2 separate regions of the Mus musculus genome follow, and region 2 is linked to region 1. Evidence: chromatin loops called from intact Hi-C (ENCODE). Cell type or tissue: left cerebral cortex. All regions are shown on one strand. Each heading gives the region's core, and the rest is flanking DNA. Links, peaks and the distances in the headings are about the cores only. Region 1 holds the start of Trex1 (three prime repair exonuclease 1). Region 2 overlaps Pfkfb4 (6-phosphofructo-2-kinase/fructose-2,6-biphosphatase 4).

What was found. A loop is a pair of places that touch in the nucleus more often than their neighbours do. Peaks named below come from ENCODE experiments on the same cell type or tissue, not always from the same donor. Only the 100,000 strongest peaks of a DNase experiment are listed, where the experiment ranks them.
Region 2: it touches region 1 in a loop (6-fold over the local background); 31 of 42 quality-filtered maps call a loop at or near these places.

The regions. Positions count from the first base shown.
Region 1 is chr9:109,057,041-109,064,463 of GRCm38, reverse strand. Trex1 (three prime repair exonuclease 1) reads left to right here and starts at 5,213. Exons shown (of 2, transcript NM_001012236.1): 1 at 5,213-5,275; 2 at 5,536-6,532. The coding sequence starts at 5,543. The coding sequence ends at 6,487. Atrip (ATR interacting protein) reads left to right here. Exons shown (of 13, transcript NM_172774.3): 9 at 2,796-2,932; 10 at 3,263-3,354; 11 at 3,755-3,835; 12 at 3,952-4,201; 13 at 4,556-4,717. The coding sequence ends at 4,623. Atrip-trex1 (Atrip-Trex1 readthrough) reads left to right here. Exons shown (of 14, transcript NR_153412.1): 9 at 2,796-2,932; 10 at 3,263-3,354; 11 at 3,755-3,835; 12 at 3,952-4,201; 13 at 4,556-5,275; 14 at 5,536-6,531. It overlaps Shisa5 (shisa family member 5), which reads right to left. Exons shown (of 6, transcript NM_025858.3): 6 at 6,672-7,423. In left cerebral cortex, for the core only: CTCF peaks have their summits at 4,435 and 4,637 (motif pointing right); DNase peaks (open chromatin) are centred at 4,125, 4,672 and 5,159; H3K4me3 peaks cover 1,041 bases; H3K27ac peaks cover 1,612 bases.
Region 2 is chr9:108,998,555-109,005,977 of GRCm38, reverse strand. Pfkfb4 (6-phosphofructo-2-kinase/fructose-2,6-biphosphatase 4) reads right to left here. Exons shown (of 14, transcript NM_173019.5): 2 at 7,003-7,119; 3 at 6,769-6,865; 4 at 340-406. Among named protein-coding and RNA genes, the nearest start is that of Pfkfb4, 10 kb to the right of the region's middle. In left cerebral cortex, for the core only: a CTCF peak has its summit at 2,595 (motif pointing left); a DNase peak (open chromatin) is centred at 2,586.

The sequences.
Region 1 (7,423 bases), core at 3,253-5,752:
AAATTACTAACTTAGGGTGCTAGAGAGGTGGCTCAGCAATTAAGAGTTCTTGTTTTTCTTGCAGAAGACCCAAGTTCAATTTCCAGTAACCACATGGTAGCTCACAACCATGTTACCCCAGTTGCAGGGAATCCAGCAGGCAGGCACGCACTGCACGTACATGCATGTAGACAAAACATTCATACACAAAGTAAACTACGTAAATAAATGAATCTTTAAAGAAAAAGTATAAGTTCCTAATTTGGGAGTTGAGAACATCATGAGCAAGATAGAATTACAAATCCTGCCAGCCCGCCCTCCACCCAACCATCCGTTTGTTTTTCCTCCCAGCATGCGTCTAAGGCCAACTCTACGCTAGAATCCTACCGCTGACTAGGTGCAGCTGTCTCTGCCAGGCATCAGGCCTGTGCCACTGATCCAGCACCTGGGAGGCGGAGACAGGGGGATCTCTGCGTTTGAGACCAGCCAGAGCTATACAGTGAAACCCTGTCTAAAAAAGTCTTACCTGAGCTCAACATTCCTTTTTGTTAAAGTTCTGGATCGTTGTTTTCCACATGGTATTTTCTGACTAGTTTTACCTGTCCTCAAGTATGAAATTGAACACAGCACTTCGGTAGGGAAGAACTGCCATTCACAGGACCAATTTACACTGGCTAGTTGCCTATTTCTTAAGTGCTTAATGAATAAATCTCAGAAACCACACATTCCCCATTCTGTTAGTAGACCCCTGTTCCTGTTTTGTTGGCCCACAGGGGATTCAGAACTCCGCTCTTCAACGGATGCTTCTACTAGCCAAGTGCTTCGGTGGCTGACTTAGGTGACACTTCTGACTTCATACACAGCCTGGTTCAGTCAATGTTTGATAAATCCCTACATAGAAGCAGGAAAACTTGTCTAAAAAAATGTGACCATGTTAGGACTGTCACTGTGATAAGCTATTGCCCACTGCCATTCAGACATGTACCCCAACAGAATACTTTTCTGTAGATTTCATCATATTCATGGACTCAAGCTGAACTGCACAGCCTCCATTTTACCTTCTAGTGAAAGCCAGAACGGATGCATCTCTGTCCACTGTCACTGTGCCCAGGCTTGAAACAAAGCCTGCCTTACCAAATAGCACAATTCCTGTACTTTCTATAATGGTGCTATGTGTAACTTACCTTCTTTTTCCTTTTTGAGACAGGTCTTAGTATCCCTGCCTGACCTGGGACTCACTCTGTAGAGCAGTCTGGCTTAGAACTCAGAGATCTACCTGCCTCTGTTTCCCAAGGGCTGGGATTACATGTGTACATCCCCATACCTGGCACAACATTTCATTGTAAAAGAAGGCTTTACAGCTATGAAAAAATAACTTGGAAGTCAAAGGTAGAATCTTTCCAGCTCTGTTCAAGGGCCATAGTGGTCTAGGTAGGACTAGTCAGGCCAGAGAGCAACAGAGTTAAATGCCCAACTCCTTGCCTATTTGTAGAATGTGCTATAAAATGGGGGCTCAGTGGCTAAGAGCACTAGTTGCTCTCCCAGAGGACCCAGGTTCAATTCTAAGCACCCACATGGCCGCTCACAACCCTTCGTAACTCCAGTTTCAGGGGATCTGACACGCTCACACAGGTGTACAAACAAGCAAACAAAATAAAAACACCAAAGCACATAAAAATAAATAATCATATTTAAAAATGCTATAAAATGAGTTTACCCCAAATAGTGAACCTTTCCTTTCCAATGACACTGGTGGATACTCTCCACCTCCATGCTCTCTGTACACATTGGTACATACCTACATGCTCACGGCCTCGCTCCCACACACCAGTTCTCCCCATACTGCTGTAGGTAGTGTAAATAGAGCAAACTGAGCTCTGGGACTGGGTTCCATCCCTTTGTCCCTTTGTCTCTTTGTCTCATTCCTCAGTGGGAAGGTTATATATATTCAGTCACACACACGTCATGGTAGGTAGGTTTCCACGCAGGTGACAAGTCAGTGTTTTCCAGCAAGTGGAGAAAACCGCTTCCTTTGCCTTGCTCTATGACCTTGTGAGACAGCTGTAGCCATGCACACGCTTGTTTCTGTTAGAGCCCTAGCCAGGGCTCTGCTATTAGTTGAGGAATATTTCTCGTGCTGAAGGTATGCACCAGTGTCACTGTGTGATGGCAGACATAGGAAGGAACCCCATCCAGGGAGTCCCATCCCATTTACTTGATAAAGGTCCACATAAGGGCCTGGGTTTGGGTTTTTTTTTTTTGTTTGTTTTGTTTTGTTTTTTGTTTTTTTTAGGGCAAAAGAGGGGTTTTGATATGGTAGTGCGACTTACTTGGTTGCATATAGGCCGGGTTCATCTCCAGCTCTGTGTGGTAGGTCCTGCCTCTGCTGAGATTATATATATGTACCACAAAACACACACGCCACACCATACTCACCCCGATTAAGGCCTGCCATGTTTAAGTCACAGCATTCTTTTTTTTTTTTTTTTAATTTATTTATTTATTATATGTAAATACACTGTAGCTATCTTCAGACACTCCAGAAGAGGGAGTCAGATCTCATTACAGATGGTTGTGAGCCACCATGTGGTTGCTGGGATTTGAACTCTGGACCTTTGGAAGAGCAGTCGGGTGCTCTTACCCACTGAGCCATCTCTCCAGCCCAAGTCACAGCATTCTTATACTAAAGTTTAGACCTGTTTATTTGTGACAGGCTTGAAGCCAGTAGACTAGAGTCAGGCCAGCAGCTTTGGAAGCCATGGCTCACTACAGTAAGTGTCCTTTTGGAGAGTGTCATAACTGTGCTCATTCTTTAGGTTCTCCTGTGTGTTCCCGGTGTTGCCACAGTGCCTCGGCTCAGCGCTGCCGCTGCCCTGTGTGCTCCTGGCTGTTGAGCTGCTCTCTGTGCTGCTGGACCATGACAGCCTAGCATGGCAGCTATGCTCCCACCCAGGTAAAGCAGGGCAGGACAGTCTCAACTGTCCTATAGTGGGGAGGGAGGGCCTGGGGGCAGTACAGGTTCAGAGCCCCTCAAGGGCTTCTGTACTTGTACCCCAGACTACAATGAAAAGGGGGTCCCATAAGCTGGGCGTGGTGGCGCACTCCTTTAATCCCAGCACTCAGGAGGCAGAGGCAGGTGGATTTCTGAGTTCAAGGCCAGCCTGGTCTACAGAGTGAGTTCCAGGACAGCCAGGGCTATAAAGAGAAACCCTGTCTCGAAAAACCAAAAATTTAAAAAAGAAAAGAAAAGGGGGTCCCTGAGTGAGGCCTGCATCCTTTTCAGAAGGCTGCCTTCTCCTGAGGCTGTACATGTACATCACATCAAGGCCTGACAGAACGGCCTCAGAGACACAGTGGCTTCAGCTGGAACAAGAGGTAAGACTCAGACACTGCTCACCCTTCACTCCCACCCCCCGAGAGCCCAGAGTCTCCTTCCCTTGTGGGAAAGTGGGAGCTACAATTCCTTTTTTGCCAGTTTGTCAAACAGCAACGGGTAAAATGTAGGGGTTCCTCACAGGGATTCAATACAAGCACATCCTGGGTTATAGTGGTGCTCAGCAGAGCTGCCTGGGCTTTGGGGGCCCCGATCCTGGTCCTGGAAGCAGTAAGCTGTTGGTGAGATTCAAGTCTGAAAGCCTGAGACTACCACTACTTGTACCCCACTTGTGCAGGCAAGCAGTTGTAGACGTAGCTAGAGCACCTTAGAAATGCCCGCCAAAGCCCTGTGACAACCGTCTGTTCTACATGGGATGGGTACTATCTCTTCTTGTTCCAGGTAGTATGGCTCTTGGCCAAGCTGAGTGTACAGAGCCCTGCCCCCGCTGGCATTGGTTCTGACTGTCACTGCAATGTAGAGGTGAGTGGCCAGAGACCAGCATCATGGATGCTCAGTTAGTTAAGAGCAATCCTGTTGATCTTGAAGTGGTGAGGTGAGTAAGTCTCTGGACCTCAGGCTGTGCCCTCTCACCCTAGGCAGTCAGAGCGCTCACTGTGATGTTGCACAGGCAATGGCTGACGGTGCGGCGGGCAGGAGGTCCAAGGACCCACCAGCAGAAGCAGACGATACGCTGTCTGCGGGACACTGTGCTGCTGCTGCATAGCCTATCTCAGAAGGACAAGCTCTTCACTGTGCACTGTGTCGAGGTCCTGCATCAGTACGACCAGGTGATGCCAGGGGTCAGCATGCTGATTCGAGCCCTTCCTGATGTGACTGACTGTGAAGGTAAGCTAGCACGACACTGTCCTAGCCTTCGTGTGCCTCTGTCAGACTCCTTTCCATGAGTCTCCCCTTGCCTCCAGAGCCATTCCTGGCACATGGGTATTACCTTCCTGCTCTGGGTCTTTGAGTATGACAGGTTCCCATTTGATGGTGTCTATTGAATTGGCCTCGCTGAGCCATGGTTTTCCACAAAGATCTGTCCGAATTGCCTTTGTGTCACTTTTGCTCACAGTCGCTGAGGGAGCAAAGCCTGTGCATAGAAGGGACTGGTTGGTTCCTGTGACGCTAGGGAGCATGGGGGCCTCCAAGCCCCCACGCTGTCGAGTTAACCTCAGACCCCTCTTCCTTTTGGCTCAGAGGCTGCCCTGGATGACCTCTGTGCTGCGGAGACTGATTTGGAAGACTCTGAGATGGACTGTAACTGAGGGCCTGAGCATCCAGCCACAAGGTGGCGCCAGCTCCCACCGCCGTCTTTGCCATATCCACTGATTAAAACTGCACTTCCTGCTGAGAACACAAGCTTTGTTTCCTGAGTCCGATTTGTGTGGCTGAGAGGGAGGGACAGGGCAGACCAAGAATTGATGAGATGACTCCTGCTGGAGTTGAGATGGCCCCCATGGTAACTGATCTGCCCTGAGGAAAAACCCTGCCCCTCTTCGGGAATTACCCTGAGTCATAGCTTTGGGCGGGGGCCGTGGTGGGGGCAGGGGTACGTTTGTGGCCAAGGAGGCAGCCCTTTTTAGGAAGGCCTGGATCAAGGACTGGGGGAAAGACAAGAAAAGGCAGAGGCTCACGGGCACATTTGAATCCTAGAGACAACCCAGTTTGAGTTGTCAGTGTTGGGGCAGTAGTCCATTTTACCAGCCAGCAGGATCACAGATATGGATCTAGGAAGGCCTTTGGGGTGCTTGGGGAGGGAGGGAGGAGCGTCAGCACGAGGGCCAGGCCTGGCAGGCTAACAGCAGGGCGGGCCCTGTTCAGGAGGCAGGCCTATGGGTGGACCCAGGCAGTTTTACTTCCTCAGCCACACTGCTGCCAGCAGCAGACCCAGCGGAGTGCCTTGCTGCCTGCTTCTCGGTAAGTGTGGAGTAAGGGTATGGGGTAAGGCAGAAGAGAATAGGGTTCCCTCACCCTGAAGGTAGTCAGCACTAGGGGAAGGGCCTCCCTCAAAAGGCAAATAAGTAGTGGATCCATCCCACTAGAACAACCCTGCCCTCCAGCTTCTAGTGGCCCTGGATAGTACCTGCTGAAGGGAAGGGCTGAGCTGCCTTTCTGCACCCCACCTCAGCCCACTTGAGACCTTCCTGCTGCTACTCATTACCCCATCTCCTCCCCAGGTTCAGCATGGGCTCACAGACCCTGCCCCATGGTCACATGCAGACCCTCATCTTCTTAGACCTGGAAGCCACTGGCCTGCCTTCGTCTCGGCCCGAAGTCACAGAGCTGTGCCTGCTGGCTGTCCACAGACGTGCTCTGGAGAACACTTCCATTTCTCAGGGACATCCACCTCCAGTGCCCAGACCGCCCCGTGTGGTGGACAAGCTCTCTCTGTGCATTGCTCCAGGGAAAGCCTGTAGCCCTGGGGCCAGTGAGATCACAGGTCTGAGCAAAGCTGAGCTGGAAGTACAGGGGCGTCAACGCTTCGATGACAACCTGGCCATCCTGCTCCGAGCCTTCCTGCAGCGCCAGCCACAGCCTTGCTGCCTTGTGGCACACAACGGTGACCGCTATGACTTTCCTCTGCTCCAGACAGAGCTTGCTAGGCTGAGCACTCCCAGTCCCCTAGATGGTACCTTCTGTGTGGACAGCATCGCTGCCCTAAAGGCCTTGGAACAAGCTAGCAGCCCCTCAGGGAATGGTTCGAGGAAAAGCTACAGCCTGGGCAGCATCTACACCCGCCTGTACTGGCAAGCACCGACAGACTCACATACTGCTGAAGGTGATGTTCTAACCCTGCTCAGCATCTGTCAGTGGAAGCCACAGGCCCTACTGCAGTGGGTGGACGAACATGCCCGGCCCTTTAGCACCGTCAAGCCCATGTACGGCACTCCGGCTACCACTGGAACAACCAACCTAAGGCCACATGCTGCCACAGCTACTACACCCCTGGCCACAGCCAATGGAAGTCCCAGCAATGGCAGGAGCAGGCGACCTAAGAGTCCTCCTCCAGAGAAGGTCCCAGAAGCCCCATCACAGGAGGGGCTGCTGGCCCCACTGAGCCTGCTGACCCTCCTGACCTTGGCAATAGCCACTCTGTATGGACTCTTCCTGGCCTCACCTGGGCAGTAAGTCAAGAGGGGAAATATGATGAATAAAGACTTCCATAGCACTGACTGCTTGCCGCCTCTGCTTCTCAGCCTGGGCCTCTGGCCATGCTCAGGCCCTAGGGATGAGGTACAGTCCCTCTCTCCTGCTCTCTTAGCAGGACAATCAAACCTGTTAGGCTAATTAACAGAGGGAAGAAACAAGTTCAAGAAGTAGACAGAAATAGTTTTTGGTGTAGAGCCAAGGCCAGCTGCCTAGGCGCTGAAGAAAGGGGAAGCGGGTCCAATGTTGCATTTATTAGAAATGAGGGTGCGGAGTCTGAATGCTCAGAAACACCAATCAACACAAAGCTAAAACAGCCAGTGAAACAGGAACCAACAGGGAATATGGAGGTATTCACATCTGGGCCGGAGATACCACCTAGGCCCTCCACCCCACCTTTGGTCCAGATAACCCATTGGCCTTGGTGTCCCTGCTACTGGGACAAACTGGACTGTGGTACAGGAGTCAGGTATTTCTATGAAGATGGTGTCAAGGGAAACTGACAGTCGGAGGTCAGGTTGTCTGTCCTCCAGGAACCAGGGATTTCAACCTCACACCAATTATCACACATCTGGAGACAGAAAACAGGCAAAATGTTTGGCTAACAGTAAAAAGACAGTGCAGGGAGAAACCAGAGTGTGTAGTAGACAGACCGAGGTCCCTGGCCTGGGAGCAGGAGCCAAGCCAGCAAAGGTAGGAAAATTCCCCCAGTGGAGCCTGAATAGTGAACACATGTGGCCCTCTATACAGCCCCGGGAAGGACAGTGACATCCAGACAGACAGCTGATGGAGAGTGTATGGTGTTCTGCCTGGTGTGACCCCCTGCCACTGAGTCCCCTTGTCACCTGGTGTCACCCCCAGCCACCTGCCTCACTGCCAATGCAGCCAAACCCTGGGAATAAAGGCCTAGCAGCAGCT
Region 2 (7,423 bases), core at 1,638-4,137, 57 kb after region 1:
TGGTAGAATTCCCTCCCCAGGGTCTGGAATGGTAACCGATATGGGCAGGGCTCCCTAATCCAGAAGTTAATGTGTGGAACACTGAGGTATGCTGCTGCTGGTGCTAACTTCTAGAAGGAAGAACTGCGGCGTTAAATGTAGATTCAAGTCCAGGGGAAACGCAGGCCCAGACAGTTCCTTCTGTATGCTTCTTCCCTGGCTAGCACCCTCAGGCGTGCAGGGGCACACCCATCCCACTCACTTCCCTTCCAGGTGCCTGGTAAGCAAATGGTGAACTGGGCGTGGGGTGAGGGGAATCCTAAGTCTCACTCTTGACTGTTTCTAGGGTGTCACACTTACCGCCACATGTCCCCCCTCCTCACTGAGGAACTTCCGGACATCACTGAGGGCTGCTAAGGCACACTGCCTTCAGGAGAGAAAACACAGAGTGAGCTTAGCATCGGACCTTTAACCCTACCACAGACAGAGGAGGGGACAGACAGGGGAGGGGACAGCCCTCCGGTCTCCTCCTTTTTCATCTGTCAGCTTGTGGCTCTCATCTGCTGTGTCCCTGGCTGTCGGTTTTCTGAACGCTACTTTCCTTTGTCATCTTATCGGGGACCCGCTGTCACTCTGCCATGTTCACGACTCTGAAATGTCATGCGTGGTCTATGATTACCAAGATAAGTGCTTTTCATGAATTAATTTATGTTTGGTTTATTTATTTTATTTCGTGTATATGTGTGTTTTGCCTGCATGATGTACATCGTGTGTGTGTGTGTGTGTGTGTGTGTGTGTGTGTGTGTGTGTGCGCGCGCATGTGTGTGTGTGCCTGGTGCCCTCAGAGATCAGATGGGGGTGTTGGATCCCCCAGAACTCGAGTTACAGGCGGCTACGAACCACTATGTGGATGCTGGGACTTGGGACTTGAACCCAGGTTCTCTGTAAGAGCAGCAAACGCTCTTAACCTTGGAGACATTTCTCATTTCTCTGACCCCGGGATAAATGCTTTCCAATCAGACATTCTCTGTGCTGGGGCCGAGGGCAGCAAGGAAGGACACATGGCTGCACATGTCCTGGAAGAGAGACCTCCACAAACCACCCCCTAATGGAGCAGGCTACCATCCTCTCTGCCTCTAGCACAGCGCTGTGCCCGCTCAGCTCTGACCCCGGATGATCAGGTGCAATGATACACTTAGATGCCTCGCTTGCTGTAAAATGACGGCCACGTGGAGGCCATCCCCACTTAGCCCACTTCTCCTAAAGGTCTGGAGAGACAAAGCTACCTTTGCTTTGTTTTGCTTGAGGGAGGTCTCACTCTATAGCACCGGGTGGCCTAGAGCTCGCTATATAGACCACGCTAGCCTTGAACTCACAGAGCTCCACCTGCCTCTGCCTCCCACGTGCTGTATGTTTGCTTTCTATCTATGACATTCTCCCTTTTCTTTTCTTTCTTTTTTTTAAAAAAGATTTTTACTATTTATTTATTTTATGTATGTGAGTACACGGTAGCTGTAGAGGTGATTGTGAGCCTTCATGTGGTTGTCGGGGGTTGAATTTTTAGAACCTCTGCTCGCTCTGGTCAGCCCCACTCACTCAGTCCTTGCTCTAGCCCAAAGATTCATTTATTATTATTAGTTGACTTCTGATATACCAGAAGAGGGCATCAGATCTCATCATGGGTGGTTGTGAGCCACCATGTGGTTGCTGGGATTTGAACTCAGGACCTTTAGAAGAGCAGTCAGTGCTCTTAGCCGCTGAGCCATCTCGCCAGCCCAACATCCTCCCTTTTCAAACAAGCAATGCTAGAGATGGAACCCAGGGCATGGCCCACTCCAGGCAAGCCCTCCCACCTGTGCCTCACTTACTGTCATAGACCAGTGCTAGATCTCCCATCTGTGATCTCAGGATGTGCATGCACCCCACCCCCACCCCCACCCCCACCCCCACGTGTCAGTGTCAGTGTCAAAGGACTATACTGCATAGATGTCATTGTGGAGCCAGGTCCAGGTCACTAGGTAGCTGTGCCCTCGTGCCTCCTGGTGATCCTCTGTGCTCTGTAGGGTTTTCCATTAAAGCTGCAAAGAGCTTTCCTCTGGGAGTTGTAGAGAGACAGCTCAGTGGTTCATGGCAACTGTGGAGCTTTTAGAGGACATGAGTTCAGTCCCCAGCACCCATCAGACAGTGCAAAACTAAGCAACTCTAATGCCAGAGATCTCTGTAGTACTTGTATGTATACGGCGCGCGCGCGCGCGCACACACACACACACACACACACACACACACAAAGATATTTAAAAGTTAAAAGAAAGCCAGGGAGTGATGGCAGCACACGCCTTAAATCCCTGCACTTGGGAAGAGGAGGAAGGTGGATCTTTGTGAATTGGTCTACAAAGTACAGCCATGGCTGTTACACAGAGAAATCCTATCTTGAAAAACAAAAATAGACAGACAGAAGGACAGACAGATGGACAGATGGACGGACATTAAAGCAAATCTTAAGGGGATAGAGAAATGGCTCAATGGTTCAGAATGGTTCTGGCTAATGTTCCAGAGAACCAGGTTCAAAACCCAGCACCCACATCCAATTCTGTGGACTCTGGCTCCCTCTTCTGGTTTTTGAGGGCATGGCAGGCAGATACACACATGCAGAAGAAACACACAAAAATAATAAAATGAAAGAAAAATTTAATCTTTAAAAAAATGTTTTTAAGGGGCTAGAGTGATGGCTTAGTGGTTAAGAGCACTGGATGCTCTTTCAGAGGACCCAGGTTCAATTCCAGCACCCACATGGCCGCTCACAAGCACCATAACTCCAGTTGAGGGAATCCAGCACTCTCTTCTGACCTCAGAGGACACCAGGCATGTATGTAGAGCACATGAAGTCACAACACTCACACATATAAAATAAAGGATAAAAAACATTTTTTAAAAAAGTGTTTTGCCAAAATGTCTGAATTCTGCGTCTAGAAAACGAGCACTGCTGGCCCATTTTCCGACCAGCCTGCAGGTCAGTATGTTCTGGGCTAAGCTTGGCAGCTGTTCTGACTGTGGATCTACTGTGGAGGAGGAATCCCAGGGCCTCAAAGAAAATGCCAGGAGAACATCTTAGGGGCCTGCGTGCACACTCATGTATGAGTGTACACATACACTTGTGCTTGCATGTCTCTGTGTGGGCATGAATGTACTGTACCCATGTATGGGTTTGCAAGTGTGCCGGCGTGTGTGAGAGCCCCCTGGACTCTTGCTGGATGAACTGAGAGATCCTGTGGGACTCCAAGGAGACAGCTTCCATGCTGGTTCCTGTGGACTTCACGCCATGAGCCTTCCCTTTCTGTCAGTTTGCTGTAGTGGACCTTAGCCGTGAGTCCTGGGAAGTCGGCAAACCTGAAGGGAGTCTTAGGGTCCAAGTGTGCTTGGTGTGCAGATGTAAACAAAGGCTGAGCACGTGTGTACGACTCAGTATCACACCCTCAAAAATGAGCCCAAGTGAAGATTCCCACGTGTGCGTACACACTCTCACAGACAGTGTGGCCATATGTGCTCAGGGGTTGTGCATGTATGTGAACATGCCCATGTGCGCATATGGTATATAGTCTCATGTGTATGTAGATATGTGCATATAAAGTATACGCATGAGGTTATATGTCCATGGTATACACAGGGAGCTCATGTACGGTAAGAAAACAGGATAGGAATGTGCCTGGTGGGGTGTGTGTACATACATGTGCCTGTATAGATGCATATATGAGCCAGCACAAACTTGTTTACACCTTTGTCTTACGTGATTTTGTATATTTGAATGTTATGTAGCTTTTGAGACCTCGACAGTGGGTGTGCGGATAGAAAATCGCCCCTTTCTTCTCCTTCTCAGACTTCCCATTTTTAAGACTTCTGGTGTGCTCCCCGCCCCCACCCCCGTGGCAAATGCCTGTAATCCCAGCGCTTGGAAGGTGGAGACAAGAGAGTCGGAAGTTCAAAGTCATTCGTGGCTATGTAGTAGGTTCAAGGCCAGCCTGAGCTCCTGTGTGGCATCGATCTCAAAACAAAACAGAACAAAAATTCCTTCTGCCTGGCCTGAAGGTGAAGCCAATCTATCAAAAAGGCCCTGGTTCAATCCCTGGTACTGCAAACAACAACAAAGGAAAAGCCAGAGCAAAATAAAAACTACTTCTGGTCCTTTTTTTTTTTCCAACTCCTTAGAAGAAAAACTGGGATGGTCCGTGGAAATTGGCCCTGTGGCCCAGTGGCTAGATTCAGGCTTTAGGTGTAGAACAAAAACAACAGGACTGTCTGTCCCATCCTCTGCCAGAGGCTCCTGTGTCCCTGCAGGTGACCTCGGGTTAGTTCCTCCCACCTCTCTGTCTGGGTTTCTCATCTGAATTACTCCCCACATGCTGGCCTCTCAGGAGCCCCAGGGAAACCGCTGGCAGCTGGGGATACCGACACCACAAACACTACATCCCCACACGCTACTCCTCTAATTCAGACTGAATGGCCCCAAACAGTGTTAACCCATCCTAAGCTCAGATGCACACCTGGGAAGGCACCACCACTGAGCAAACGGGGCCTACGCCTTGGCAATGCTTTAGATTTTGCACCTGAGATGTTGACCTATTAGCCATGAGATATTTAGGTGAGTGGATGATGGGAAGTTGTTGTTGTTGTTGTTTTGTTTAATTGATTGGTTTTGGGTCTTTTCAGACATGGCCTCATGCTGCCCAAGCTGGCCTTGAAGTATGTAATGGATTGCTAACCTTAAACCTGACCCTCCTGCCTTCACCCCCTAACTGCTGGCACTGTAGGCACGGACCTCCAAACTCAACAGTTACTTCAAATGTGAAGAAACCTGTACAGAGTATATGAGACTCTTGGACTTTGTGAGCCTCAGTTTCCTTGCCTATAAAATGGGGACAACGGATATCAGCCACCAAGCATGCAGTAGATCCAAACATCAATACATCTCCTAGCCTCCAGTCTTACCTAAATGTCAGACCCCTTCTGGGTGATTTCCCTGTCTCACCCCTATGACTCAAGAGCAGAGGAAGCAGATTTAAGTACACAGTGGGGTGCGCCTGCCCCCTGGTGGCCATAGGGAGAATAGGTAGTAGCCTAGTGCACAGCTCCAGGTCAGAACTGCGAGGCTGGACTTGATTTGAGAAAGTCACTACTACTGTCCTACCAAGATGCAGAGGCAAGTCTGCCACCACAGCTGACAAGGGGCTTGTGGTGGTAAGTGACTGTCAAGCTGACACAGCCTTAGAGTCACCTGGAAAAACTCTCCATGACAAACTGTCCGCATCAGGTGGGCCTGTGGGCATGTCTATGAGGGATTTTAAAAAAATATTTATTTTTATGTGCACTAGTGTTTTGTTTGTATTTTAAGTCTGTGTGAGGGTTTCAGGTCCCCTAGAACTGGACTTACAGACAGTTATGAGCTGCTGTGTGGGTGCTGGGAATTGAACCTAGGTCCTGTGGTAGAGCAGTGTTCTTATCCACTGAGCCATCTCTCCAACCTTTGATTTCTTTTTTCTTCTTCTTTTTTTTTTATTAGGTTAACTGAAGTGGGAAAACCTGCCTTGACCATGTGGGTGACACCCTATGGTGACCTGGTCCCTGAACCGTATTTAAGAGTGAAGAGCAAGCTGGGCAGGCAGGCAGGCACACACTTATCACCTCTCTGTTTTGAGCTGCGGGTGTGACCAGCTGCTTCTGAGTCCCGCCTTGACCTCTCTCGGTGGACTGCAGTCTGAACCAGTAAACCAAACCCACCTTTCTCCCCTATGCTCTCTCTTATGCTTTTGTCTAGTGTCTTACCACAGCAGCAGACATGAAGATAGAACAAGGCTTATTTCTGTTGTTATTTAGAGACGGGTCTCACTATGTAGCCCTGGCTATCTGGAACTCACTATACAGACCAGGCTGTCCCTGAACTCAGAGAGATCTGTCTGCATCTGTCTCCCAAGTGATAGGATGAAAAGTATGCACAGTCATGCCCAGCAGGACACAACTCTACGAGCATCCCACCAGCCCTTCCAATAAGGACATTTCATCACTCTTCAAAACATTACGCCTTAATTGGGAGGGGGACAGAGATCGTGAGTGTCAACTACTCATTCCACAGCATCCAAGCCATGTTAGACTAAACCCAAGGCCTGGCTGGCACATGCCAAGAACATGCCAAGCACATGCCAAGAACATGCCAAGCATAGGACAAACATACTCCAGTACTGGTGAGAGTGCCCATCTTGGGACAGAAAAGAAATAATAATATGCATCTTCTAGGGTAGCCTGGAGTAGACAAACAGGACCTCCATGTCATGCGATGGTCCCAGACACGTCCTGGGTAAGCCTCGCCTTTCCCTGAAGCCCCTTCCTTCCCATAGAATGTCCTTACCAAAGGTCCTTAACACTGGGGCAGGGAAGGGACAGCCATCAGGAGGCTACACACAATTTCTCCCTAAACCCATTATATGCCAAACTCTCTACAACCTGAGAGGTTAAGAAGCCAGACCTACAGCTGGGCATGGTGGCACACACTTTAATCCTAGCATTCCAGAGATGGCAGCAGGACTCGGCTCTGAGGTTCCAGGCCCTGTCACACAGCATCGAGCCAGCCCCGGCACCGAGCCAGCCCCAGCAGGCAGTCACTGCACTGAGTAACTGCAGCTCAGGAGCATTCAGAGTTTGAGAGAGGAGGAACTTCTTAGCAAATGGGTTGTAACTTAACCAAGCCTTCTCTAGGGCAATGCCCCACCCTCACTCCTCCCCCACCCTCACCACACTTACTTCCTGATTTTCAGGCCTTCTTCATTGTCTGGGAGGAAAAACTCAAAAGATTTGTACGTCTTGACTATGTCCCGGCGATACTGACCAACGTTGAATTCTGGGGGGGAGGAGAGACAGGTCAGGAACCCTACCAATCCCTGCCCAGGACTCTTCCCTGGGTCCTGACCACCACCCAGGCTGGCTTCTCTCTTTCCCTGCCTCCACAGTCCTCCCATGATCCCCTTGGAGCCTCACCCCGAGTAGGCACGCCAATCCAGTTGAGGTACCGCGTCAGCTTCTTAGAAATGTAGGTCTTGCCCCGGGCTGGCAGGCCCACCATGACAATGAGTGTCGGACAGTTAGTCATGCAGACTGGAAGGCAAGCAGCACTGTGATAGTTAATGTGGATTGTCACCTTGGTGGGATTTACAGTCACCATGGAAACAAGTGTCTGGGCTTTTCTATGAGGGAGTTTCTAGTAGGTTAGCAGAGATAGGGAAAACCTGTCTTAAATGTGGGCAGCCAGCATGTGGGCAGGGGGCCTGGACTGAAAGCAAACAAAAACCAAGGAAAGATGAGCAACAGCGCTCATCCATCTCTCTGCTTCCTCACCGTGGCTGCCATGTCGCCAGCCACCTTAAGCTTCTGCCGCGCAACTTCCTTGCCATGATGGTCT